2 separate regions of the Homo sapiens genome follow, and region 2 is linked to region 1. A link is an interaction called in ENCODE POLR2A ChIA-PET data of the cell type or tissue named here. Cell type or tissue: MCF 10A. All regions are shown on one strand.

Region 1 (8,000 bases):
CTCTAGACGTTGCCTGATGTTCCCTTGAGCACAAATTCACTCCTCTCTGAGAACCACTGGTCTAGTGATACTTCGATATTTCAATAATTATTATTTCTGCCTTCAAATACATTGTTCAAGTCCAATCTGTCTGAAGTCTCTGATCATTACTTTCAACAAAGTAAAATCTCTCTCCATTTCTGTCTCACATCACTTTTTGTTATGATATTATTTTAGATTCACAGAAGAGTTGCAAAGTTGGTGGAAGCCAGCTTCCACTTATGTTATATATTGCATAAACTTGGTAATGTTAATTAAGATTAACGAATTAATGTTGATGTAATAGTATTTACTAAGCTATTCAGATTTTGCCAGTTTTCATACTTGTTATTTTTGTCTGTTTTTCACTATTGTCTTTATTATCTGTTCTGGAGTCCAATCTAAAATACCACATTACATTTTTGTGAAATGATGTTTTAATCCCTATGTTATTATCATATTTTTTATCAAGAAACAACTTATGTCTTCTCAAATTTGTTAGTATAAATCCCCACAAATATTTGCATATTACCTGGTAAAATTGTGACCCAAAAGTGCAGAATAAAGAAAAAAAGTTGAATCTTCATGGTAGAGAGTTTCTTAAAAAAAGGGGGCAACAGACCTCCTTTTTCAAGTCAGTTGTTTTGAAATAAGGAAACAGAGATCCCTTTTATTTGTGGATTCTCCTGGGAAGTACTTTTAACCACTGAGGCTTATCAAGAGCAAGAACATTTGTATGCTTGGTTGAATAGTGCCACCCTCAAAGAACATGAACTCAAAAAGTATTATTAAATTTTTCTCATAAAAGTAAAACCTGCTGTGTAACCTTAACTAGACTTTCATGAAAACAACACAGTTTTTAAGATATTTTATTTATAGGGGATATGTGTTTGGATTGCTAAATGTTATAGTAATCATCTCCTCTATTCTATGTTATATGTAATATTAAGTATTCTAATGCCTTAGTATAAAATTGTTGAATGCCTGAATCATAAGATTTTAGAGAAAAAGTTTCCATTGAGATCAGTTTTGTTTTGCTGATAAAACAATGAGAACCAGGGAGATTAAATAACTTTATTTCAATTAATATAATATGCAATTATTTAAATAATCAGTAAATTCTGGATTCACTAAAAATGTGAGAAATATTCTATATGTCTTTTTTTTTTTTTTTTTTTTTTGAGATGGAGTCTGGCTCTGTCACCCAGGCTGGAGTGCAGTAGCACCATCTCAGCTCACTGCAACCTCTGCCTTCCAGGTTCAGGTGATTCTCCTGCCTCAGTCTCCTGAGTAGCTGGGATTACCGGTGCCTGCCACCACGCCTGACTAATTTTTGTATTTTTAAAAGAGATAGAGTTTCACCATGTTGGTCAGGCTGGTCTCAAACTCCTGACCTCATGATCCACCCGCCTCGGCTTCCCAAAGTGCTGGGATTACAGTCATGAGCCACCATGCCCGGCCAAGTCTTTGTATGATTCATAAATTTTCTATAGTCATCTGATTTCAAAATTTCAGGTTCAATGTTTTAATTCTGTTTATGGAACTGAAAATTTCATATCTGATCTAAATTGCATGCTTGCAAAAACTATTATTTTGGATATGTGAGAAAGAGCTGGAAGTTTTGCCCAGTACTCAGAAGCTGATGCTATAAAGAAAAACAATTGGCCAGGTGTGGTGGCTCACACCTGTAATTCCAGCACTTTGGGAGGCTGAGGCGGGTGGATCACCTGAGGTCAGGAGTTCTAGATCAGACTGGCCAACATGGTGAAACAACCCCGTCTCTACTAAAAATACAAAAATTAGCCGGCCATGGTGGCAGGCACCTGTAATCCCAGCTACTCAGGGGTCCAAGGCAGGAGAATCACTTGAACCTGGGAGGCAGAGGTTGCAATGAGCCAAGATTGTACCATTGCACTCCAGCCTGGGGTAAAAGAGTGAGACTTCCTCTCAAAAAAAAAAAAAAAAAAAAAAAAGAAAGAAAAAGAAATCAATTAATCAATTATTTCCTACCACATAGTTAATTTTTAAGACAGTGGTTCCTAAACTTTAGCTGCATCAGAATCCCTTAGAAAGCTTGCTAAAATCAGATTGCAGTGTCCCACCCCCGGCATTTCTGATTTAGTAGATCTGGAATAGGGACTAAAATTTGCTTTTCTAACAAGATCATTGAATGCTAATGCTGCTGAAAGGGACCACATATTAGTCTAGGAAACCTAACTCATTCATTCTATAATGTCTAGGAAAAATGTTTCACAGAGTCATAGAATCTGCAGCATACATTAATAAAGAATTAAAAGCTGCTTAGAGTTTCTAATCAAATATACTCACATTACTGGTGAGAAAAGTAAAATCAAGATAGATGAACTTATTTACCTAGTAATTGTTATCCTTTGCAACAAATGCTTCATATTATAAAATAAAAATAACAACTTTTGGACTAAATCAATTATGGGGAACTTGAGTTATCTATTTCCTTTCTGGGAAAGAAAAGAAAAATTGAGAATGCAGCATTAGTTGATAGGAGGAAGACCACTTCAGTATATCACTATGCAACACTTAACTCAACAAATATTATTGAGCACTAAAATTAAGAGTTCAGTTATTGATTTCAAATTGATTTTGAATTGATTTCATCTTGTTGCAGTCAGAAAACATACAGAAGACTAAGAAAGGATTCCTATGAATAGAAAGTACTCTATTGACAAAGGTTAAAAAGAAAAAAAAAAGATAACTGTATCTCTAATACAGAGCATTTATCCCTTATCAATTGGTTTTGCTATTAGAATGGACAAAGATATCCTATGCAAAAGAAAACTGGAGAGACTAAACTGACATAACAGAAAATAGACTTTAAGAAAAAAATTGTTACCAGAGACAAAGAATAACATTGGATAATAGTAAAATGGTCAATTCATCAAGAATATAGAGAAATTACAAATATTTGTGTACCTAACATTAAAGCTCTGAAATGCAAGAAGTAATACATGACAGAATTGAAAGGAAAGATAGATAGACAATAAAAATAATACTTGAGGTCAATAATACCCCACATTCAATAATGGATGCAAAAACTAGACAGACCAGTATGGAAACAGAAAAACTTTAGCAACCTTGTACGCTAACTAGACCAACAGATACTTGTAGAATATTCCATCTATCAAAAGCAAAATACACATTATTTTCAAATGAATATGGAACATTCTCTATGATAGTCATATATTAGGTCACAAAACAAGTGTCAATATATTTAAAAATTGAAATTATACAAGGTACCTTCTTTGACTACAATGGAATAAATTTAAAATCTGTAACTGAAGAAAAATAAAAAAAATTTACAGATAACTGAAAATTAAATAATATACTCCAAAATAATCACTGGTTCAAAAGTAAATCCAAAGATGAATTAGAATATGCTTAGTATGAATAATAACAAAAATACAATGTGCCAAAACTTATGAGATACAGTGAATGCATATGAAAATGCAAGAAACCTAAATAGCAGAAATCATCTTGAAAAAGGACAGTGTTGGAGGACTCACACTTCCTAACTTCAAAACTTACTATCAAGAAACTGAGGAAGGTTGGAGCAAGATGGTGGAAGAGAAGGCTTCACTTATAGTCCCCTTACCACCCCCAACTGCAAGGGCACCAATTTAACAATTATCTAAACAAGAAAACGCACCTTCATAAATAAATCAGGTGAGCACTCACAGCACCTGGTTTTAATTTCATGCTGAAAGAGGCACTGGAAGAGGGTAGGAGAAACAGTCTTAAATCACAGATACCACCCCCTTTTTTCATCCCTTGACAGTAGCTGAGTGGTGCAGAGAAAGAATCATGTGCTTGAGAGAGGGAGAGAACAGCAACTGTGAGACACTGCATTGAACTCAGTGCTGCTCTGACATAGCAGAAAGCAAAACTGGGTTGAACCCAGCTGATGCCCACTCATGGAAGGAGTATTGAAACCAGCCCTAGCCAGAAGGTAGAATTTGATTCTTGGCAAGCCTTGCCGCTATAGTCTAAAGTGCCCTGGGCTCCGAATAAACTTGAAAGGCAGTCTAGGCCACAAGGACTGCAACTCCTATGTGAGTCCTAGTGCTGAACCGGGCTCAGAGCCAGTGAATGTGAGGAACATGAGACCTATTGAGACACCAGTTGAGGTGGCTAAGAGAATGCTGGCATCACCTCTCCCCTAACCCCAGGCTACATAGCACACAGATCCAATAGATACTTCCTTCCATGTGAGGGTAGGAGAGAGATGAGTAAGGAGGTCATTGTTTTGCACAGTAGATAGGGAACCAGAGTCACGAGGCCCCCTTTCCGGGCCCTAGCTCCTGAGTGACATTTCTAGACACACCTTGAGCTGGAAGTGAACCCACTGCCTTGAATGGAAATTACCTGAGGGCCTTGGGAGAGACTCTGAGATATGCTGGCTTCAGGTAAGACTTAGCACATTCCCAGGAGTGATGGCTATGGAGAGAGACTCCTTCTGCTTAAGAAAAGCAGAGAGAAAGGTAAAGTGTGCTTTGTCTTGCACCTTAGGTACCAGCTTAGCTGCAGAGGGGTAGAAAACCAAGTAGGCTCTTGGGGTCCCAGATTCTAGGCCTTGGCTCCTGGGTTGCATTTCTGGACAAGCTGTTGGAAAGAGGGAAGAGCACTGTCCTTAAAGGTGAGTCTCAGGCCTGGTGGCATTTACCACAACCTGACTAAAGAGCCCCTGGACTTTAAAGGAACATCCATGGTAGACTGTTAGTATTCCCTGTGGGCCTGTGGTAGTAGTGCCTATGGGATGAGGCTCCTCTGACTGTTGAAAGGGGAGGGAAGAATGGGAAGAGCTGTGTATTGGGGTTTGAGTGTCAGCTAAGCTGCAGTATAATAGAATATCAGGTAGACGTCTAAGGTTTTTGACTCCAGTCCCTGGCACTCAGGTGGTACCTCTGGATACCTCCCCACATCAGGGCTTTAGGGAACTTGCCACCCTGAAGGGAAGGACACAAGCCTAACTGGCTTCACCATCTGCTGATTGTGGAGACCCAGGACCTTGAGTGAACATAAGTGGTAGCCAGCTAGTGGTTACAGAGGGCCTTGGGTAAGACCCAGTGCTATGCTAGCTTCAGGTCTGATCCAGTGAAGTCCCAGTGGTGGTGGCGGCAGAGGTGTTTGTGTCACCTCATCCCCAGCTACAGTTAGCTCAGAAAAGAGAGATACTCCATTTGTTTGGGAGAAGGTAACAGAAGAGAAGAAGAGTCTCTACTAGGTAATCCAGAGTATTATTCCAAATCTTTTCTAAGACCATCAAGACATAGTACAATAAAATATAAATAGAAATAACAAAAATTTAAAAGCAGGAGGATGAAGTTGGGGTGTAGAGTTTTAATTCATTTTATTTTTGCTTGTTTAGTTTTTTTTTATGCAAACAGTGTTGTTACCAGCTTAAAATAATGAGTTATAAGGTTGTATTTGCAATCCTCATGGTAACCTCAAATCAAAAACCATATAACAGATGTACAAAAATAAAAATCAATAAATTAAATCATATCACCAGAAAAAATCACCTCCACTAAAAGGAAGAGAGGAAGAAAGGAAAGACCACAAAACAACCAGAAAACAAGTAGCAAAATAGCAGGAATAAGTACTTACTTGTCTCCAATCAAAAGACATAGAGTGGCTGAATTGATTAAAAACAAACAAACAAAAAAAAAACAGGCCGAGCGTGGTGGCTTATGGGCTCATGCCTATAATCCCTGCACTTTGGGGATCGCCTGAGGTCAGGAGTTTGAGACCAGCCTGGCCAACATGATGAAACCCCATCTCTACTAAAAATTAAAAAAAATTAGCCAGGTGTGGTGGCGCGAGCCTGAGATACCAGCTCTTATTCCCAGCTACTCAGGGGGCTAAGGCAGGAGAATCGCTTGAACCCGTTGCAGTGAGCTGAGATCGCGCCACTGCACTCCAGCCTGGACAACAAGAGTGAAATTCTGTCTCAAAACAAAAACAAAAACAAACAAACAAAAAAACAAGACCCAATAATCTGTTTTCTACAAGAATCACACTTCATCTATAATGACACACATAGACTAAAAATAAATGGATGGGAAAATATATACCATGCCAACGAAAACCAAAAAAGACTGAGAATTGCTATACTTACATGAGAAAAAATACATTTCAAGGCCAAAACTTTATAAAGAGACAAAGAAGGTCATTATATAAGGATAAAGGGGTCAATTCAGCAAGAGAACATATTAATTGTAAGTATGAACCCAAAACTGGAGACCCCACATATGAAAAAAAATTATTAGAGCTAAAGGGAGAGATAGGCCCCAGTAAAATAATAGTTGTGTACTTTAACACCACACATTCAGCATTGGACAGATCTCTTGGACAGAAAATCAACAAATAAACATCAGATATAATCTGCACTATAGACAAAATGTATCTAATAGACATTTACAGAATATTTCCTCCAATGGAGGCAGAATACACATTCTTTTTGTAAGCACATGGATCATTCTCAAGGATAGACCATATGTTAGGTCACAAAAGAAGTCTTAAAACATTCAAAAAATTAAAATTATATCAAGCATCTTCTCTGACCACCATGGAATAAAACTAGAAATCAACAGCAGGAGGAATTTTGGAAACTATACAAACACATGGAAATTAAACAATATGCTCCTGAATGACCAGTGGGTCAATGAAGAAATTAAGAAGAAAATTGAAATTTTTCCTGAAATAAATGATAATGAAAACACAACATATCAAAACCTATGAGATACAGCAAAAGCAATACTAAGAGAGAAGTTTATCGCTATAAGTGCCTACATCAAAAAGGTGGAGAAACTTCAAATAAACAACCTAACAATGTATCTTAAAGAACTAGTAAAGCAAGAGCAAACCAAACCCAAAATTAGTAGAAGATACAATAAAGATCAGATGAAAAATAAATGAAATAAAATACAAAAGATCAATGAAACAAAGAGTTGGTTTCTTCAAGGTTTACAAAAATTTGACAACTCTTTAGCCAAACTAAGAAAGAAAGAGAGAACACCCAAACACATAAAATCAAAGATGAAAATGGAGACATTGCAATTGGTAGTGTAGAAATTCAAAGGATCATTAGTGGTTACTATAAGCAGCTATATGCCATTATATTGGGAAATCTAGAAAAATGAATAAATTTCTAGACACATATAACCTATCAAGATTGACCCAGGAAGAAATTCAGACCACAGACAAGTAATGAGACTGAAGCCGTAATAAAAAGTCTCACAACAAAGAAAAGCCCAGGACTCAATGGCTTCATTGCTGAATATTACAAAACATTTAAAGAAGAATTAATACCAATCCTACTCAAACTATTATGAAAAATAGAGGAGGAGAGAATACTTCCTAATCATTTTGTGAGGCATGATACCAAAATCAAACAAAGACATAACAAATAAAGAAAACTATAGGCCAATATCATTGATGAATATTGATACAAAAATCCTCAACAAAATGCCAGCAAACTGAATTCAACAATGCGTTAAAAAGATCTTTCATCATGACCAAGTGGGATTTATCCCTGGGATGCAAGTATGGTTTAACATACTTGAATCAATGAGTGTGATACATCATGTAAACAGAATAAAGGACAAAAATCATATGATAATTTCAATTGATGCTGAAAAAGCATTTGATAAAATTCAACATCTTTTCATGATAACAACCTTCAAAAAACTGGGTATACAAGGAACATACCTCAACATAATAAAAGCTATATTCAGCAGACCTACAGCTCTCATGCTGAATCTTCCTCTAAGATAGGGAACACAACCAGGAGACTCATTTTCCCCACTGTTGTTCAACATAGTACTGAAGTCATACAAATAGTAATGAGACAAGAAAAAGAAATAAAGACCATCCAAATTGGAAAGGAAAAAGTCAAATTATCCTCTCCTTGTTTGCAGATGATATGATCTCATATTTGGAAAGTCCTG
Region 2 (8,000 bases), 72 kb after region 1:
GTTCAGAGAAAGTGTGGGAAAACCCATATTTCTGCATTGTCATTCGAACACAGAAAACACAGGAGGAAAATGAGCTGTCACTCCAATTCCCATGATGCCTTGCTGCTTAGCATAACTCTACAGTGCGGCCCTGGGTCCACTGGTCCATATTCTGACAGATAATTAAGAAAGCAGCAGCTTTTTCTAGACGGCTCTTCCTCATGATTTGCATTTTAGCCAGAGGCGACCAGTTATAAAAAAAACATGATGGAAAGATGGTAAGAAGCCAATTAGATGGATGGATGGCTGACTGACAGCTCTCTGGTATTACGACTCCAGATTTCAGACTACATAGCCTGGCAGTTTTCTACAAGAACCAACTTTTTTGCAGGTTGGTAAAGCTGTTAAATGTGGGACTATATATAGCTCTATATAATTTTTGCAAAGTTGTACATTTTCCTTAAATAAGCATGTATTCTTTTCAATCAGGGTTTGCATTAAACAAGTTTCAACAATTTAATCACAACTTGCATCACTAAATTTAGCAATATTAAAATTCTAGACAACTTGTAGGCACATTAGCTGTGCCAGTAGAGAAGTGATTAAAAAGCTGAGAAGTACTTTGAGCCAGCAGAGATAAAGTGAGCTAATAATTACAATGTCTGTGCAAATATGCTTTGGAACTTTGAATTGTACATTGTTTGCTTTTAAGCAAATAAAAACATAGACCCTAAATTTCCTCTCCGTCTTTAGATCTTGCACACATATATTTGGTTATTATCCCTGTTCAGGGTATAATATATGCTTGTGTGTCTGTTATTTTAGCTAATTTTGAAATTTTTAAAAAATAAACTGTTAGTGTCAAGCTTCCAGTTTGGCCATGATATTCTATAGCTTCTAGCCAATAGGAGTCAACTCTTCACAATATTTTACAGTTTGGAAGCTTCACCAATGTTTCCTGTGTACTGCATGCCGTGTGTGTGTGTGTTGTGTGTGTGTGTGTATATATATATATATATACTTGTCATATATATATTAATATATATTATATATCAGATACACACATATTAATATATATATCAGACACACACAACACACACATTGTTAAAAGCAAACAATTTGCTATTAGTTCGGCATGTCTTCATTTGTAGTTTGAAATAAGAAATTTTTCTTTCAAATTGTAAAGATACCTCAGATTTGATTTTAATCTTGAAATATGAAGGGTAGGCAATTATTTCACTATACATTGAAGTTCCAGTAAGGAATATTAACCCAAGGCAGAAACGTGAGCATATTTTCTTACTGTGGGTAATGAATCTTCTACAAACTGAGGATAATCATTAAACTAATGGTAGGTCTGAATGTTTTTAGTTGCTTAAAACTAAACAATATACATTTTAAAGTTCCATGTATATCGCTCAAACTACACTGATATAAAAATCCACAACACACATAAAGAATGAGTGAGAACCATTTCTCTTTGTTTTCTTTTTAAACTGTACTAATATTTGTCATTTTGCCCTGTTGAAATTAGATATGCTCAGTATACTAATAACAATTCTAAAAAAATTCTAACTGCACATACTTAAAAAGTTTAAACAATTACTCCTTTAAACAAGTTCAAAGAAGTAATTTTTCTCCCATAGACATAATATAATGCAAGTAGAAATAGAAATCATCCTGAAGATTTTTTAAATTATTTTTAAGGAAATTCGTTTTTTTCAATACCCAAAGCCCTTATACAATTAAAATACTTTTACTATTTAATATTTTACTTCTTTCCTCATTTTCTATTTTAAGGGGAGAAATGCTGAATATAAAGTGTCCCAGTAAAGAAATTCTTTAAATAAGGAAAGTTAAAAAGCTTTGAAACATGTGCCTCTATGGTTGGATATTTATGCTTGGAGTCTAGCAGTTTTCTGTTTTTAAATTCCTCATGTCTTCTGCTTTCATCAACTCCTCATACTTTGTATTGAAATTTATTTCACTGTTGGATTATCTTATTTATTGCACAATGGCAATACATTATATCTTCACAAGGTCTTGAGGAAGTTGTGGGTTTTCAGAAAAAAATAATTAGAATTGAAATTTGAGGAATTGTGTATTGTATACAGATTTTAAAATAACAACTCCTTGTAAATTTTGTTTTGTTTCAAACTATGCATTAAGAGACAATTTTCGTTTAAGGGACAATCTGAAGAGCAATATTTATTGAATTGAAATGAGTTCTGAAAATGCTCATTTTGAAAGTATCACTATATCACTGTAGGTTAAAGAGACATGTTTCTAAATAAAAAACAAAGTGTGTCATCATCAAAACAAAACTACATCTCACCACAAAACTTATGAGGTTGTGCCTGGAAAATGTAGTAAAATTCATTGGAGCCTATTTCTACCATCATTTTCATATTAAACTTTGCAATTTGAGTGACTGGAATTTGAACTTAAACAGTGAAGGGAAGCATAAAGGCAAGTTTCCTACAAATTGTTTTTCTTCAGTATATCTATATTTCTAACGGAATATTTGGTTAAAGATTTCCTTTCCTAGTTTCAAAAGAGAATTATTTTTAAGACACATTATGAAAATGGCTAATATTCTCTTCAGTGCATTTTATACTGCAAATTAAAAACTTAAGTAAAAAACATTTAAGATGTGAATGTTAAAAAATGAAGGAAAAGTTCATTTTCCTGAGGTTTTTTTTTCTAGATAGTTTATAGAAATATAGCTTCATTTTATAATCTTATAAAAATCAAATTCTTCGTTCAATATTTATAGGCACTTTCCATAAGTAATGTAACAATTGACCTCAAACATCTTTTAATAACTTTTAAACCATGTCATCAAAGAATAATATTGTTTATGGAACATTTAAAAATCATGTCATTAAGGAATAATGTTGTTTATGTTGAATTGCTCTTTAGCACCTCATACACTTTTCTAACTTTGTAAACACCCAAATGACCCTGCAAACCACCAGTCATAACACACTGGTGAAATATTTGCCTCCTTTACTTATTGGATATAGAGCAGTTTCCAGGAGCCAAGGGATTACATAAAATCTGCTCACTTTGCTGACTTGGAATGAAGTCTGGCAGTTCATTTACATGTTATTTTGAGAGAGAGAAAAAAAGAGCAGAGAGTATTCAAGGGACAGAGACACTGAGAGAAAAAAAATCAGCAACATTTCTTTGTTATACTATGTTCATAAATTGTGCAGAATTTCATTTAAATGAATGGTTTGAATTATGTAAGAAATTCAACCAATAACAAGGCATAGATACAGAAACCACAAGCTTCCTAAAGGCTGCAAATGTGTATTGATCCCAATAGTCAAACAAGTCTTTCTCTCTTTCTCCCTACCCTCTGAGAGTCACTCTTATATTTCATTTTAAGCACATTACTGCCTGTCTTGTGTAACAGCTATCTGTAAGCTTTTTAAAGGCAGGGGCTGAAGATGACTTGTCTTTTTTTTTTTTTTTTTTTTTTTTTTTTTTTGCTGTGCTAACAATATCAACTTATAGTAGAGTCTCAAAATTGATTGAATTTAATGTAGACTTTCACCTGGCTTTGCAGCCGTTGGTTCTCATACCTGAGGCAGGTTAACAACCCAATTGACTAGTTAGTTCCGTGGGCCCAAGTTGTGACTCAGCCAGCCAGTTTTGCTATATTTCTCAAGCACAAGCAGAGCAAAGTTGAAGCACAGGCCTTGGTTGCCAGATTGGATGAGCAATGATGCTCAAGATTGAAGGAGCAATCCATGTTCTAGTCATCATCATCACATCATTCGATCACTGTAATCTATCATCTGTCTAAGGCTGACCATTGTTAAGCATCTATGCTATAGAGAATAGTTCTTATACGTATGACTTGTTTACTAGTTAATTGGTTAGTTTCAAGGCAATAGTGACTTCCATAAGGAAAACTATCCTGTATCTGTAGATAAACACGGTAGAATATTGGTGATTTCTTACCCTTTAACCCAATTTTATTGAGTTGATCCTTCAAACATCCTTGAGAAGTAAATATTTTAATCCTCATTTTGCGTATTTCATATACAAGGAGTTACATGACTTTCTCTAGGTCTGATATCTAGTGTGTGGCAAAATAAAATTTGAGCTGAAAGCTTTCTGATTTTCAAACTTCTCCTCCTTTCATTGTGCCTGACTTTCTTAAAAATAATTAATATCATAATTGTTAGCATAAAAATAGGTTCCAGTTTTATTGTATGCATTTCTGGAGAAAAAAACTTATGAATAAGAAATTAGTAGTGTTGTGTACCTTTGTACATGAGTAGCAACTTTATTTATTTTAATTATGTTATTCTCATGTTCTCAATACAAAACAAAAATTTTCTTATCATCTGCAGAGTTTTGACTTGCTAAATAGGTAAAAATATTTGGACACTAATCTTGTTTATAAATTTAATTTAGGGAGGTAGAAGAATAAAAGTAAGAGAATAAAATCATAAAGTCTGTACCTTTCTGGATCTCAGAATCTGTTAGAAAAAAACACAAATAATTCTAATACAATACTTGATACACACATTATAATGTCTTTGTGCTCAGTCTTGTTAAGTGATTACACTGACCAGGATAGGAAAGAGAACACTTCAGTTAAGAAGAACAGCATGAGCCTGAAATATGAGTGAGAGTGCCAAATTATCGCAAGCATCTAGAGCATAGGGTGAATGCTATGAGGGAGGCTTGTCGGGGGATGACTATGTTGAGAAATAATCCTGGAAAATCAGGCTGGGACAAAATAAAGGAGTCGCTTTCTTACCAGACTAAGAAGCTTACACTTACTTCTAACGGAAATTCATCTCCGAGTCTCACTAAGATGTGATCAGATTTGTGAATTGGGATAATTTTAAAAGCAAAATGGAGCAGGGATGGAAAGTAAAAAGTTTGGTGACAGAGAGACCAGTGTGGGGACTGCTTCAGTGACAGGAATGATGAGTAACTGAGCTAAGACTGTGACAGTGAAGTATAGAGATGAAGGTTTTATTACCGGCCAGCCCCAGTTGGTAGCATATCAAAAACACCTCAATTCTTTGCAATTTCCTGTAGTTTTCTAACACTGATAACAGCTTTACTTTCATTAGATTTAGGCCGTAAATCTGCTGGTAATTGCCCAATTTGATTGTTAAGCATAGTTCTCTGTCACCAGTGAAGAGCTGGAGCAGAAGTAGAAAATGTTCAAGTATTTTCTTCTTCTAGGGAAACAGTTCATTATATTAATATTAATTTTTTCTATGTTTATTTTTTCAACAGAAGGTCATACATATGCTATTGGAGAGTTCACAGCTAGCCCCTCACTACTCAAATTGTGGGTGTTATTGCCAGACTGCGGAGATGCACAAGAATTGACTTGAGAAGCAAGGAGATTATTCATGCTCCTGCACACTCTGTTATCTCTGGGAGCTCTTAATCAATGCAGGGTGAGAGCCAGTTAGCATGACTGAGGTTAGGGTAAACGGGCTGTTCAGGGAAAGATAAATTAAAATGTGATTATTATTCAAATTGGAATATAGAGAACATAATCCATGATGGAAGAGAAGGAGAATAATAGAAATAAATAAAAATTTACCTACTGAATCACTTGCTCTATTGAATCTAGTCCTTGAAATTCCAAAGACATTATAATATGCTATGACTAAAGGGAATGATTTGGGAGATTTATACTCTATCTTTATTGGCTCCTGCAGATATGCTGAAATACAAATTCTCACATGCTGGAAATGTCTACTAAATGTACCTTGATATACAAATTAAATTCTCCTATAGAAAACTGTACTGTACTCAAAAACCTATATACAAATAAAAAGACTAAATTCTAAATAACAGTTGATGGTTCCGTGATTATGAAGAAATTCTAGTCATAAACACCAGAATTTAGGTTACAACTTTGGAGCTCATTAGGTCTTTAATAATGTAATTTACCGAAAAGATTTTGAAAATACTTTGTTAATATTTAAAAGCATGATTTCCTTATTTAATAATAATTTATTCTACAGCTAATTTGAAAAAGTGTTAGTCATAAATGTGTTTACTTTGTCTTGTTCTTGAAGATATTGCTGCTAATGTAAAAGACCAGTGATTTAAATTCATGTATGTCTTAGTTGCATGAACCATTTTACTTTATTTTTCTTAGATTGTGCCTATAAACTTCTATATCTTGGTGAGCTTCTCTTTTTCCTAAAAATGTTACCTACCATGTGTTTTTATTCCATATTTTCATCATATAGTTTGACCTTTTCCTTCACAATCTAGTTTCTAGATAGTTATGTTCACTACTGAGATTTCAGCTGTCTCTGGCATATGGCCTTAATGTTAGATAACTTATAATCAGCAATTACTAGAACTGATAACAGACCATGGAAATTCAGATAAATCTTGGGGAATTATTTTTAAAAATACCTTGACATTCTCTCTCTGGATAGATGCATTCACATACATTGCTTTAGCTTCTTTTCACTTACAGATATCCGGGTCAGAGCAGATAAAATTCAAGCCGCCATGAACATGCTGTGCTTTGCTGTGCTTCAGGGGAGAACTTCCAAACCACCTTTATTCAGAACAGCAAAATACCTGTGGTTTAGGCTCATCAACCATTGTCTGTCTTTCTGCTCTTCTCTCTCTAGAGATAGTAGAGAAAGCTAGGCTGCCACATAAACACTTCAACTTCAGGGAAATTGGAAGCTATGAAGTACTTCAAGCATTACAAATTCACCCCTTCTGTCTTGTTTTTCTATCTCCCTTCTTTTTTCCCTCCTTTATTGTCATCTGTCTTCAAATTTAAATCTTGAAAATTAGGGAATATTTACATTGATAGAAGTCTTTGAAAATATCATTTTTATTATTAAGAAGCAAAATATAATTTTGTACCTTTCAGTCAATATGAAATGGCCAATTATGTTTAATTTTACAAACTGAATAAACCTTATATAAAAAATGTGAACTATGAAAGGAGCATGGCATTTATCATTCATTTTTTGCAATGCTTTAATTTAAAAGTAAAAGTATTGCTGTAAAATATGTGGTCTTTCAAAATGATGAATTAATTCACTTGACATTTTTGGTGTTGTTTGAAATTACTTTCAGGTGATGCTGTGATATTAACTACTACATGTTCTTTGATATATAACACAAGAGATCTTGAACTTATTTTCATGATACCTAGACAGACCCCTTTCTGTTCATGATGGCTAAAATATCAAGTTTTTTTCCCCACAGATCATTTAATTTTTTATATCATGAGTATATTACAATATTGCGGTATTCATCAAACTTGAATAAAATTTTTACCCATTAAAAAATAACTAATTCTCAAAGATGTTCAATTTTAACATGAATCATTTTATTTTAATTAAATATGTGTAAACATAAAATTGGTACAAATTCTTTATGATGGATACTATTATACAACTCTAAAAGCCAAATAAATTTATATGTTAAATGCAAGTGAATTTACAAATGAAAAAATAGAAACAAGAAAATTTATTTTATATGACTGAAGAAGTCACTTTTCTGCAAAACAATTGCTGCCAGCAATATGAATATAACACAGCTATCACACAAGATCATGCACTGAATCCTATGTGATAATGTAATTCTCCCACTACTTTCTTTCCATTTACATAAAAGCAACAATAACAACCAAAACTTCTAGTTCTTATCATGTGTCTTAATATTATTTCTCCTTCATTTGTTGTAAGAAATTATTTGCATATTAAATGCTTTCTGTTCTATGCTTTTCTCATTAGCCCAAGGTCATTGATAAAGTATTCTTTTTCTCTTTGTGACTGTAAGCACAAATGAAAATACGGATACTGAAATTGCATGGCACTAGCAAATCATGAAGGGGCCATTAAAATGATCAAAAATGTAAAGATTTTCTAGATTATCATTTTAAAACCTAAAACCTCCCAAAATATAAAATTTTGTTTAGATTTTTGATAGCTCCTGAGACACATTATTTGAACCTCAGAGACATGTTTACTCTTGAGAAACACTAGAGAGAG

Evidence for each region. Peaks named below come from ENCODE experiments on the same cell type or tissue, not always from the same donor. Only the 100,000 strongest peaks of a DNase experiment are listed, where the experiment ranks them.
Region 2: POLR2A ChIA-PET joins it to region 1 with 7 read pairs; 2 of 35 experiments call an interaction of 5 or more read pairs at or near these places.

Annotation. Positions count from the first base shown.
Region 1 is chr6:50,021,331-50,029,330 of GRCh38, forward strand. It overlaps DEFB110 (defensin beta 110), which reads right to left and starts at 664. Exons shown (of 2, transcript NM_001037497.2): 1 at 551-664. The coding sequence starts at 605. In MCF 10A, no CTCF peak of the experiment used is centred here; a DNase peak (open chromatin) is centred at 4,131.
Region 2 is chr6:50,093,462-50,101,461 of GRCh38, forward strand. LOC100505985 (a long non-coding RNA gene) reads left to right here and starts at 147. Exons shown (of 2, transcript NR_187616.1): 1 at 147-370; 2 at 5,251-5,822. In MCF 10A, no CTCF peak of the experiment used is centred here; no DNase peak of the experiment used is centred here.